4 separate regions of the Homo sapiens genome follow, and all the other regions are linked to region 3. The links are chromatin contacts, found by Hi-C or POLR2A ChIA-PET in ENCODE. All regions are on one chromosome and are shown on one strand. The core of a region is the stretch at or near the end of the contact, and the rest is flanking DNA. Distances in the headings are between cores, read along the strand shown.

Evidence for each region. Hi-C counts contacts between places; a loop is a spot of excess contacts on that map. ChIA-PET counts read pairs that join two places held with the same protein, here RNA polymerase II (POLR2A). Pooled maps may share reads with other maps.
Region 1: a loop to region 3 is called in a pooled map, with 7 times the contacts of the local background. The contact joins two enhancer-like sites. A Hi-C loop is called at or near these places in 6 of 37 single-sample maps with no recorded cell type and 9 of 50 pooled maps. POLR2A ChIA-PET finds 5 or more read pairs at or near these places in 1 of 52 experiments (activated CD4-positive, alpha-beta T cell).
Region 2: a pooled map shows a loop between it and region 3 (7-fold over the local background). The contact joins two enhancer-like sites. A Hi-C loop is called at or near these places in 2 of 37 single-sample maps with no recorded cell type and 9 of 50 pooled maps. POLR2A ChIA-PET finds 5 or more read pairs at or near these places in 1 of 52 experiments (activated naive CD4-positive, alpha-beta T cell).
Region 4: a map of CD8-positive, alpha-beta T cell shows a loop between it and region 3 (12-fold over the local background). The contact joins the promoter of DTX3L here to the enhancer-like site in region 3. A Hi-C loop is called at or near these places in 1 of 168 maps with a recorded cell type or tissue (CD8-positive, alpha-beta T cell), 23 of 37 single-sample maps with no recorded cell type and 13 of 50 pooled maps. POLR2A ChIA-PET finds 5 or more read pairs at or near these places in 2 of 52 experiments (activated CD4-positive, alpha-beta T cell and activated CD8-positive, alpha-beta memory T cell).

The regions. Positions count from the first base shown.
Region 1 is chr3:122,481,733-122,484,616 of GRCh38, forward strand. The region is part of intron 2 of KPNA1 (karyopherin subunit alpha 1); the gene reads right to left. Among named protein-coding and RNA genes, the nearest start is that of KPNA1, 32 kb to the right of the region's middle. RefSeq lists an enhancer at 1,440-1,499. Within about 2 kb of position 1,504, at least 7 of the 41 ENCODE cell types and tissues checked have a DNase peak (open chromatin) inside an H3K27ac peak, as active enhancers do.
Region 2 is chr3:122,532,763-122,535,979 of GRCh38, forward strand. All of the region lies in intron 10 of PARP9 (poly(ADP-ribose) polymerase family member 9), which reads right to left. The region is part of intron 4 of LOC105374071 (a long non-coding RNA gene); the gene reads left to right. Among named protein-coding and RNA genes, the nearest start is that of KPNA1, 19 kb to the left of the region's middle. RefSeq lists a silencer at 1,120-1,414. Within about 2 kb of position 1,274, at least 2 of the 41 ENCODE cell types and tissues checked have a DNase peak (open chromatin) inside an H3K27ac peak, as active enhancers do.
Region 3 is chr3:122,099,736-122,102,568 of GRCh38, forward strand. The region is part of intron 2 of CD86 (CD86 molecule); the gene reads left to right. Among named protein-coding and RNA genes, the nearest start is that of CD86, 46 kb to the left of the region's middle. RefSeq lists an enhancer at 1,325-1,514. Within about 2 kb of position 1,561, at least 3 of the 41 ENCODE cell types and tissues checked have a DNase peak (open chromatin) inside an H3K27ac peak, as active enhancers do.
Region 4 is chr3:122,563,040-122,566,165 of GRCh38, forward strand. DTX3L (deltex E3 ubiquitin ligase 3L) reads left to right here and starts at 1,299. Exons shown (of 5, transcript NM_138287.3): 1 at 1,299-1,574; 2 at 2,820-3,031. The coding sequence starts at 1,388. PARP9 (poly(ADP-ribose) polymerase family member 9) reads right to left here and starts at 1,261. Exons shown (of 11, transcript NM_001146105.2): 1 at 1,206-1,261. RefSeq lists a silencer at 1,047-1,146 and an enhancer at 1,187-1,306.

The DNA of each region.
Region 1 (2,884 bases), core at 254-2,753, 380 kb after region 3:
GGAGTGACTGTATTGTAATGTCAGACAAGTTGGTTCAAGATAAATAATATATCAGAAAGTAGGTAATTTCATAATGATCAAGGAGTCAATTCATCAAGAAGATGTAAGAACTCTAAACATTTATATATCTATTCAACTAGGAACAGAAGAGAACTTCCTTAACGTCATATGACATTTTGGGCTCAATGAAATTTTTTTTTAAGGTTTTAAAGAAACTCTCCTAAAAAAGTTTTTCTTTAGCATACTGTATAAGAACATACATAGAAATAAAAACTTTTTAAAAAGAGAGAGAACTTCCTTAATCTCATAAAATACACACATGCATCACTTAACAAGAGTCTGAGAAATACATCACACGACTTCATCATCATGTGAACATCACAGATTGTAGTTACACAAACCTAGATGGAATAGCTACTACACGCCTAGGCGATATGATATGCCCTATTGCTCCTAGGCTACAAACTTGTACAGCACGTTACTGTACTGAACACTGGAGGCGATTTTAACCCAAAGGTAAAAATTTGCATATCAAAACATAGAAAAGGTACAGTAAAAATATGGTAATTATAATCTTATGGGACCACATCATATATGTGCTCCATAGCTGATGGAAACATAGTTATATAGTACATGACTATATATGAAAAACCTGTCATTAACATCACAGGTAATGAAAGACCCACTACTTTTCATCTAAGGTCAGAAATAAAACAGATAGGTCTGTTTTTATTATTTTCATTCAACACTGCACCATTAAGTTCTAGTCAGTACAACCAAACAAGTTAAAGAAATAAAAGTCATCCAGATAAGAATGGAAAATAAGGAAACTTTTATCTGTAGATGACATGATTGCCTATGTAAAAAACCCAATGGAATCTATAACAAAGGGACTAGAACTAACAAGTGAGTTCAGCAAGCTTTAGGAGATCAATATACAAAATTAAATTGCATTTCTACATATTAACAATGAACAACTGAAATCTAAAAAATAACAATTACAACAGCATCAATAAAAATGAAATACTTAGGGAAAAATCTGACAAAAGATAAAAATCTGTAAGACCTATACACCAAAAACTACAAATTGCTAAGAGAATGTAAAGATGACCTAACCCCCGCAGCAGGTCTCAGTAGCTGGTAGAGACTGGGGAGGACGGGATGGGACGGGATGGGACGGGACAGGACAGCAATAGCTAGGCAGCCTAGCTTCACCAAGGCTCTCGCGCCTCTCCACCACCAAAATATCAAAGAGGAAGGAAGGTCAGCTCAGCTGAAGGGATAGTGAAGGAAGAGCCCAGGTGGAGACCCAGCACAGTTCTCAGCTAACTCTGCTCCTACAAAAGTGGACAGGAAACCAAAAAAGGCAGCAGGAAAGGATACATCTTCAGACAAAACAAAAGTGAAAAGGAAAGCAGAGAAAATACATCGCAGTGGCAAACCAAGAAACTAAAGATTTACCTACCTACAGAAAACAGAGAAACTAAACTGAGAAAGCCAGAGGAAAAAAAAGCCAAGTGTGATTAATATCACATACCTTGTCTTATGAGTCATTCCTGTTTCCCTTCTTGTACTATCCACAGGAATTTTCTGGTTTTTTCATTGTTGTTGTTTTGTTTTGTTTTTTTTAAATTGGAGTTTCACTCTTGTTGCCGAGGCTGGAGTACAACGGTATGGTCTAGGCTCACTACAACCTCCACCTCCCAGGTTCAAGCAATCCTTCTGCTTCAGCCTCACAAGTAGCTGGGATTACAGGCGCCCACTACCACACCTGGCTAATTTTTGTATTTTTAGTAGAAACGGGGCTTCAACATATTGGCCAGGCTGGTCTTGAACTCCTGACCTCAGCTGATCCACCCGCCTCAGCCTCCCAAAGTGCTGGGATTACAGGTGTGAGCCACCGTGCCCAGCCTAGAGGAATATTTTCATAAACTATTTTGTAAATATAAGTTTTCTAGTAGCTCTAGAAACATTTTTAAAAGGAGGGAATCCCACCTCATCCCATTTTTTAAGTGTAAATGCTTTTCTTAAGAGGTGAAATCATTTGCTGGTTGTTTATTTTTTGGTACAACCAGAAAATAGTGTGGGATACTGAATTATGGGAGGCTCTGACATTCCATAGATGAGGGATTAGTTTTTATATCCTACAATACAAAGTATACAAAATGGCAATATGGAATCACAGTCCTGCATTTAATGTCTTGAATATTTTAAATTACTTCTATTCCTATGTTATTTTTTAGCAGAATTGTTTCCTAAAGAAAACCACTCCTTGATCATGGCTCTCCCTATCAGAATTGTGCATACTCTGTAAAATCTTCAGTCATGGTAGTGCTGTTTTCCTAATAACTTTGTTAATGTACTGCAAAAGATTGAAAATTTGAATATGTAGTATATATGCTATTAAACTGTGAATTGGTGGGATGTATGCAGTAACTTAACATTTTAAGATACTGGTACTGGACAGCCTCTTAAAAATTTGCCTCCAGATTTTAAGCTGGAAACTCACTGGAATAACTGTTTAAAAAAGAATTACAATACACAGCTTTTTAGATTTTTAGTACATAAGAACTGTGTACAAACTGAAATGTCTGTATACTAATCCTCAACACAACCAATAAAATCTCAATTATAAAAAATAAACATGACCGGGCACAGTGGCTCACGCCTGTAATTCCAGCACTTTGGGAGGCCGAGGCAGGCAGATCACCTAAGACCAGCCTGGCCAATATGGTGAAACCTCATCTCTACTAAAAATTCAAAAATTAGCTGGCATGGTGGTGGGCGCCTATAATCCCAGCTGCTTGAGAGGCTGAAGCAGAATTGTTTGAGCAAGGGAAGCAGAAGTTGCAGTGAGCTGAGATCACACCACTGCACTCCAGCC
Region 2 (3,217 bases), core at 24-2,523, 430 kb after region 3:
TTAAAGAATAGGGGTTTGTAGCACTGAAAAGGGCAAGGAGGGAAGTCATTCCACAGACAACGGGATAGAGGCATGAAAGTAAACAGCATGTTTAGGGAACTCTAAAAAGTTAATGGCTGCAGTCTTGAGGAACATAGTGGGTGATGACTGCTGAAATAATGTGGGAGCTAGGGCCTTATATTCTCTGCTAAGGAGTTTGGGCTTTTATCCCGTAGGCAACTGGGAATACAGATATTAAGCAAGAATGTAATTTTTAGCGTGATAATTCTGGTGGTAAAGGATAGATTAGGTAGGGGTGTGTTTTGTGGCAAGGAGAGGACCTAGTAATAGTCTAGGTCTGAAGGAAGATTAACTAAGGCAGTAGGAATAGAGAGGTGAAACTGGGCTGAGATCTTCATGAGAGTGAATCACTAGGACTGGGTGAATGCCTGGGTATAAGGGTGAGGGAAAAGGAGGAATGGAGGATGATAATGTTTCAGCCTTAGGAAACCTGGTAGGTAGATGGTGATGATACTAACCAGGTTAGGGAGAATCAGCAAACAAAGGGCATATTTCTTAGGGAAAATCATGACCAAGAAAAGGGATCAATTTGAGTTACCTATGGGACATCTGGGTAAAGATGTCAAAAAGAGAGTGAGACATATGAACCTGCAGGTCAGGAGAGAGGTAGGGAGTTAAGAGTTAGAAATTCCTAAGTCGTCATCATTGAGGTAGGAGTTGAGGCCATGGGAACAGGTGCCATCACCAAGGGGGACATCGTAGAGGAAAAAAGAGAGAAGATAAAGAATGGGCAACAGGTGAACTCGTGAGATTATAAATTGTAAGGGCAAGAACTCTATGGTTTTTTATTTACACTCTATTTCTAGTACCCCTAGCACAGGGCCTGATTCATAGAATGTGCTTAATAAATACCTGTGGAACAAATGAATCAACCCAGTAAGAAACTGCATGTGTAGATGCCTTCTTGCTGCACTCAACCAAGTCCTACAAGCAAGAGATTTATTCAGAACTGGTTGGAATGCAAACATAAATAGAAAAAAGAAAATAAAGGTTTGTTAACAGAAGTTCTGTCTCCTTTGCCTGTGGGTGGCCATCTAAATTGACTGAGAGTCCTATAATTTGGAATATTGCACGGCTGAAAAAGCTAAGAGCTTTTGTACTCCAAATAACAACAGCTTCAGTGGTAGCAAGATTGGTGTCTCCTGGGCTTGTCTGGCACCTTCTGTTAAGAGTTCTCTCTAGCCTACAGAGATGAGTCAATTGGTGCAGGTCACATTATGAGTCATGTCTGAATTGCCTCAAGGCAGTGGCTGTTAAGCTAAGGGATAGGGAGAAGGGCAGAGCACACAGACAGCAGGTAAGAGACCAAAATCTTGAGTTGAAAGACTATATGGAGACAAGATCTGTGGTTAGGTTATAAAGACATAAACTTAACCAGAAGAAATTAGGCCTCGTGCCCACTGAATTTTTAAAGGAACTGTATTGCTGAAGAAACCACAAGCCTGGTTGCAACAGCCTGAGCACATTCTAGCCTGTGAGAAAATCCATGGCTCCCTGATAGGCAATGAACCTGGAAATAGCCAAGGGCCACAATATATAAGGAAGATTTTCCCAGAGTGCAAAATAAAGGTTTTACAACATGGAATAGGGAGTCCTCTCTATACCTGTTCGGCAGCATGTAGATAAGTGGTGTGAGCCAGTGGCTGTTGTGTGTTTTGCTTCTCCCCTTTCAACATGAGAGTTTTCATTGCAGTTTTCCCGCTCCTTTTTATATCACTATATAATGAGTATGTTGGGGGCAGTATCTTGCCTTTAAGCTTTAAGAGAGAACTGCCTGCTGGGCATGGTGGCTCATACCTGTAAGCCCAACACTTTGGGAGGCTGAGGTGGACGGATCACGAGTAGCTGGAGATCAGCCTGGCCAACATGATGAAACCTCGTCTCTACTAAAAAAAATACAAAAATTAACTGCACGTGGTGGCACATGCCTGTAATCCCAGCTACCTGGGAGGCTGAGGCAGGAGAACTGTTTGAATCTCGGAGGCGGAGGTTGCAGTGAGCCAAGATGGTGCCACTGCACTCCAGCCTGAGTGACAGAGCAAGACTCCGTCTCAGAAAAATAAATAAATAAATAAAGAGAGAACTGCCTGAACTTGAGCTGATGATGAGTCTGGCTAAGACCTTGGGACCATATTCCTTGGGAGGATAGTGGGTGTCTTAGATGTTTTAGTAAGAAAGATGTGTATAGATGTTGGGTAGGCAAGTAGCAGAGTCTGTCACAGGACTGAAAAGAGAATACTCACTAGATTTGGAAAGTAAGAGCACAGCGATGATCTTAATGAAAGTAATTTAAGTAGAAGTAGTGGGTGGGGATTGCAGAGAAGCCAGCTTTAGGAGCAAATGGAAATTATAGATTTTTTAAGACTTTGCTAATGAAGGGACTATACTGATCATCACTTTCCTGATTGCCCCAAAAGGCTTCTTGGTAGGGATTCATTTCTCTATTTTTATCCCCAGTAATTGTCTATGTTCAACATTTACCCCAAGTTTTGCCTATGTTCTCTCCAGAACAAAGAAAAGATGATTTCTAGAGCCTTTGCATCCTAGAAACCAAGTCTATTGGAATTGACTCCTCAGCAAGGATCATGCTACATATGTTGAAAGATAAAGATCAAGAGCCACATATTTAATAGACCAAGCAAAATCAAGCCACCCCGCTAAGTATCTCTCCATAATTTTTACTAAATTTCTTTTCCTCTTTTGGAGAGAACTAAAGCCAGAAATCTTCATTAGTGACTGAGGAGTAGAGGGGGCAATATAAGAATTATATATGCAATGTTTTTGTACATCTGAAAAGAGACATGGGAGTTACACATAGAACTCCTATGGATGAAGAGGATCTTAAGATGTTATGCACTTCACCTGCCAAATGATACCTAATTCATTCACTAGCAGGCTATAGGAAACAAAGGGATGAAAGAGAAAAGACCAACTTTCTTAAATTTGGGAAAATGCCCTTTTAATTAAGGGATGAGGACGGTTCAGTGCTGTTGGTAATAATTTTGTTGAGATAAGTAAGGCAAAAAAAAAAAAAAAAAGCCTCAACGTGTTCTCTGCGGATAGGACACAGAAACACATAAAGGAGAAAAACAGTGAACCGTAGTTCTTACTGCTCACACTTTTCATCAATGTAAAATGCATCAGCAACAAAAGATAC
Region 3 (2,833 bases), core at 311-2,810:
TCAATTAATTAAAATTAAATAAGATTAAAAATTCATCTTCTCAGTCATACTAGCTATGTATCAATTGCTCAATAGCCACAGGGGCTGGTGGCTATCATATTGTTCAGCACAGAGACAGAGCATTTCCATTATCACTAAGAGTTCTTGTGGAAAACACTGCACTACAGGGTCTGGATAAAGCTGAGGTCTTGATTAAGTTGAACAACAGTTGTAGAAGGAGTAAGCAAGAGCAAAACCTGGATGAATAGGAGGTTGTGGACGGAGATTAGTATATTGAGATTAAGATTCTAGGGACTGAGCTGCTCCAGGTGAAAAGTTTCAGGGTTATGTCATAAGAAGGTGGGGGGCAGCTGCTGAAATAGTCTGCGGGTGTAGACCTGTGGAGTTGACAAGATCAAAGAAATTTGAGGCAAGGTTGTTAGACTCATTCATGAAGAAGTCACCCAAATTGTTAGCAAGACCTTGCATCTAATGCCAAAATCCTCATTTAGCAAGGTGGTAGTGACTTAGTAGCTACAAGCAATGAGAAAGTCAGACACCTCAAAAGGGGAAGGTGTTGCTCAAAGTCCCCACAAAGTGTGATAAAACAAACAGTAGCTGGGGCTGGAGCAAGTGGCTTCCTTTGGGTGAAGCCAGATTTCACTGAAATAATAACCTCAGGGAAACAGTCAATGAAGGGGTTAAAGATGTGGGAGAGTTTCCTTGTAGTAAGTAATGGAATGAGGCTTTCAAAGGGCCAAGTAAAACTTTGGAGGAAGTTTAGTAAAAGAAGGAATTTTTTTTAGTACAGATAAGCATAGGAACATAAAGAAGAGATAATTCTTAAACATATAAGATATGCATTTGGGGATAGCAGCCAGGGAACACTGAAGTCCCAGTGGGGTCAGAGACTTCATAAGGCTAGCAAATTACAGTTTTTGAGTGGCATTCCAACAGTAGAGTGTATTGCTCAGGAAGTCCTTAATTATCCTTTGAAACAAATTCCTTCAGCTGATTACGAAGGCATCTAGCTGGATTCTTGAGCGACTTGTTCCTGACATCATAGCAACCCATTGTAACTAGACTTCGACCATTCCTCTTACCCAAGTGCTGGGGAAGGGAGAGATTCTCAATGCTTACCCACCTATGGAATCCCAGTAAGTCCAGTTGCTAGGTGGCTTGAGGTCTGGGGTCATAAAATGGAAGGCCTGAAGTCATTTGGTGATCACAGACCTTGAGCCAAACTTTCCCCATTTAGTCAGAGAAAGGATTAGCAGCATCCCCCATGCCTGGCTCTGTGTGAGATCATGGAAGCCAGTGGTTGGTGAGGTGCTATGGAGTATAAATTGCAAAATACTTTCAGTTCCACTCAGAATGGATTTCAAAGTGATTTCCACCCCATGGGGAGGAGAGGGAGTCTGAGGAGGGATGGATGGAAAAAAAATTTTCATGTCATTTTCTGTGATCCACTCTGGAGACAGAGGCAGAGATTCTCTACAACAGCTGCTCAAACTATAGCTCTTGTTAAAATGGAGGTTCTGAATCAGTAAGTCTTGGGTGGGGCCAGAGATTCCGTGTTTCAGACCAGCCCACATGTGACGTGAATCTCATTGGTCCATACATCACACTTTCAGTTGCTAGGTGAAGAAGGGAGCACTCGATGAGTGGAAGAGAAAGCCGTTGTAATCTTTGGGAGAAGGGGCCTGGGTCAGCGGAGTTAGACTGGTCTGTGAGTGGACAGAATGGATGGGAAGGAAAGAAGATACTGTGAGGCTCTACAGAAAAAAAAAAAAAAAAAAATATATATATATATATATATATATATATGTAAATCAAGAAGACAGAAGCAGCTAAAGACGAAGTCATTTCCAGGTCCAGAAGGCACAACTGACAGCTGAGTAATAACATAACATTGACTGTTAATTGGCAGAATTTTTAACTGTGTGTTTGGTTTCTCCATCAGGTCATCTGTCCTATATTACATGACAATTTAGACTAAAACCAGTATTTCCTCAGAGACAATGCTAGAAGCTTTTACAGTAGGGGGCACTCTTGCATTACATTAAGAGCTCAGCAAAGAAGATGCAGAAGCCTCAGGTTTGCCTTGTAAGGTGATTCATAAACACACTAAATCTTCCTTAGGTCTCCCTTTCACTGTCAGGGTACGCATATAGATTTTCCTTCCTCCCTCCAATACCGGTACGCATCCTCTACAGGTGGTGCATTTTATACCTCAAGTACTTCACAGGGTCCTAGTGAGTGTAGTGAAATAGGCAGTGATTCATATTTGTGCAAACTCCCACTGATGCCTGCTGTCTGCTTCCCTAAGAGTTCAAGACCACCACCAACCCCTTGATTATGTGTTCTCACTGGGCCACTCTGTACACAGTTTAGTTTGACAAGTGCATGTCACTGTTATCTGTCCTTCTATTCCCTCTTTCAAGAGAAACCACATCAATTTAATTACTCCCCCACTTAGAACTCTTCAAATGAAGCTCCTCTCATCTCTCTCATCAACCCATCTCCTCCCTTTCCTCCTCAATGTCAACATGCCTTCACATAAATCCTGAATGATGAAATTTTATTTAGAACTTACACTAACTTCCTCTCCAAGGTGGCATCTAACTTCATATTAAGTAAGAAACAGCCTTCCCACTCTCCACCCCCGCACTTCTCACCCACCACTGCTTACTTTTTTTTTTTTTTTTTTTTTTTTTTTGCCAAGTCTCAAGTAATTCTGTAACCTAGAAAAGGTCCTACACAAACCCCGTGATCATTCACATTTAAGTAGTTGGGTGGCCCACATCCTTCCCACAAACCCCAAAGTGTCCTCAAGGACTAAAGCCTTTCTCTC
Region 4 (3,126 bases), core at 49-2,548, 460 kb after region 3:
CATTTCCAGTCTTACCAGCCATGTGCAAAAACCTTATCTCAGGCCTCTCTGCCGCCACTCATCCCTGCTTGTAAATGTGTCCTCCACACGGTTGTCAGCACCATATTTCTAAAATGCAAATCTGGCAAGTCATTTTCTTGCTTTCCCTGCTTAAAGCCCTTCAGGTCATCTTCACTGCTCTTCAAGGCTTTTCACCATCTAAATATGTCCTGTCCAGGGTGGACTATCAGCCTCACATAGCTACTGAGGCTACATGTGGCCAGTCTGAATCGAGATGTGATGTAAGTATAAGAAAAACACTGGGTTGCAAAGACGTGGTATGATAAAAAGAATGTAAAAATCTCATTACATGCTGAAATGATTAAGTTTTGGATATGTCAAGCTAAATAACATCATTACAGTTAATTTCATCTGTTTCTTTATCCTTTAAAAATTTCCTAAAAATCATTAAAATTAATTTCATCTGTTTCTTTATCCTTTAAAAAATATGGCTGCAAAAATTTTAGAATGAACCTACTGGCTCCCATTGTATTTCTGCTGGACAGTGCCCATCTAGGTAGGCTCTCCCTCCTTCATCCCCTCACCCATCTCCTCTCCTCCCAGGCCCCAGGCCCACTCTGTGCTTCAGACCACAGTGGTCCCTAAGCCTCAGGTGCTTTTCCCCCCAATCCTGTCCTCCCCATCTCGCCGCCACACTCAATTTATTAAGATTCTGCTTGAAACTTCCCCTTGGAGGCCTTGGAGAAGTTTTGCTCCTTGGTTCACAGGTCCGCCTCCCCTCACCAGCCCTTGACATCAGGGCCTTGCTCTGCTCTTTGGGCAGCAAGAAACAATTCAGTGCTGTTGGTTAAATCAAGCAATGGAGGAGAAAAGCCCGCAGAAGCCCGTCTAAAGGGTAGAGTTGGAGGGAGGGAAGGGGTAACAGGTCACAATTACCAGATGAACACATTCAAATTTTCAAAAATGGGTAAGTTTAACATGGATTCAGAATGTGAATTACTTTTTAGGATCAAATAATAGTGGTAACAGCAGTAAGAGTTACAAAGAATAAGAAACACAGGAGAAACTTACTTTCTTTGCATAGTCTACTCACAAGGGAGGCCTGGCCCTGGGACCCGGGTCCGCGCCCGTCCCCCTTCTCCCCGCCCACCTCGAGCCTGCAGGAGAGGGGACCCCGAGGGCCCAGAGGCACCGGACCTACTCACCCGGCAGGCCGCTCTCCTCGGTGCAGACAGCACAGGGAGGAGGGGGAAGCGGCTCTGCCGGGAACAGGGAGGGACCTCCAGGGAAGCGAAACTGAAACTTTGCGCCCAGTCCGCAGGGCGGGCCGCGCCTTTACCGCCCAGCTGCCTCCCGGAGCCCCCGCGCCCTCCCGACGCGCAGAGCCATGGCCTCCCACCTGCGCCCGCCGTCCCCGCTCCTCGTGCGGGTGTACAAGTCCGGCCCCCGAGTACGAAGGAAGCTGGAGAGCTACTTCCAGAGCTCTAAGTCCTCGGGCGGCGGGGAGTGCACGGTCAGCACCCAGGAACACGAAGCCCCGGGCACCTTCCGGGTGGAGTTCAGTGAAAGGGCAGGTGAGCTTCGGGCGGCCAGGCTGCGAAAGCCCTCTGGGGGCCCGGCCCCCGGGTTTCCAGGCGGACCCAGTTCCAGCTGACCTAGGGGAGAGGGCGGGAGAAAGTATGTCACTGTGCGGTGGCGGACAGGGACGGGGCCCTACTGCCAAGAGACTCACTGAGACAGTGAACACTCGGTGGAGGATGGGGCCTCACATGTGCCTGGTGCGGGTCTGGCTGACGGCGCCTTAGTGTGGATGCTTTCCATATCCTCATTCTAACTTAATTTCTCAGCTGTCATCTTCCTTCCCCCAGATGCCTGCCAGCTGCTGTCCTTGTCATTCAGGGATTCCACTTTTATGTTTTAAATAATGGTTCCATTGTTCCATCCATGAACAAAAGGATGTTCCATTTTGTGTTTTTGAGGATTACAAAAGTGATATATGCTCACTATAGAAATAAAAGAGTAAAAAAGAAAACAACCTGAAGATAAACAATGTGACCATTTGGTGTATTTCCTTCCTGCCTTTTTTTATGAATGCCAGCAAACACATGTATATTTACAAAATTCGGAGTCTGCACTTTTGATTCCTGCTGTTGTCACTTACCTGTATAATGAGTATTGAAATGGGAGACTGGGCCGGGTGCGGTGGCTCACGCCTGTAATCCTAGCACTTTGGAGGCCGAGGTTGGTGGATCACCTGAGGCCAGGAGTTCGAGACCAGCCTGGCCAACATGGGGAAATTCCGTCTCTACTAATAATACAAAAATTACCCGGGCATGGTGGTGCGCACCTGTAATCCAAGCTACTCTGGAGGCTGAGGCAGGAGAATCGCTGGAACTCGGGAGGCAGAGAGGTTGCAGTGAGACGAGGTCCTACCATTGCACTCCAGCCTGGGTGACAGAGTGAGACTCCGTCTAAAAAAAAAAAAAAAAAAAAAAAGAAGGAAGGAAGGGAGGGAGGGAGGGAAAGAAGGAAGAAGGAAAGGGGAGACTGGAGACAGTTTTAGAAACATGATGTTTAATCGGTGGACAATGTTCCATTGTCATTAAGCTTTCACTTCTATAGTAAAACTTAATCCGCACACTTTAGAGCTCTTAATAGCTCCCCGACTTTCTCCATCGCCAACCCACCATTCCAGGATGCAGGGAGCAGCCTTACTGGGAGGTGCTGGGGCAGAGTACAGACACAGGAATGAGAGGATTACTTGAAATCTCTCCCATTTTTATGTGTGTATATGTGTGTGTTTAATGTCTCCACTGAAGCTAAGGAGAGAGTGTTGAAAAAAGGAGAGCACCAAATACTTGTTGACGAAAAACCTGTGCCCATTTTCCTGGTACCCACTGAAAATTCAATAAAGAAGAACACGAGACCTCAAATTTCTTCACTGACACAATCACAAGCAGAAACACCGTCTGGTGATATGCATCAACATGAAGGACATATTCCTAATGCTGTGGATTCCTGTCTCCAAAAGGTGAGTATTGAAAGAAGGAGCTGGCTGTGCCTGCGCCTCCTCTCCAGTCACCAGCCTCATGTATTATTGATCCAACACCCATGTGCTGGGCACGT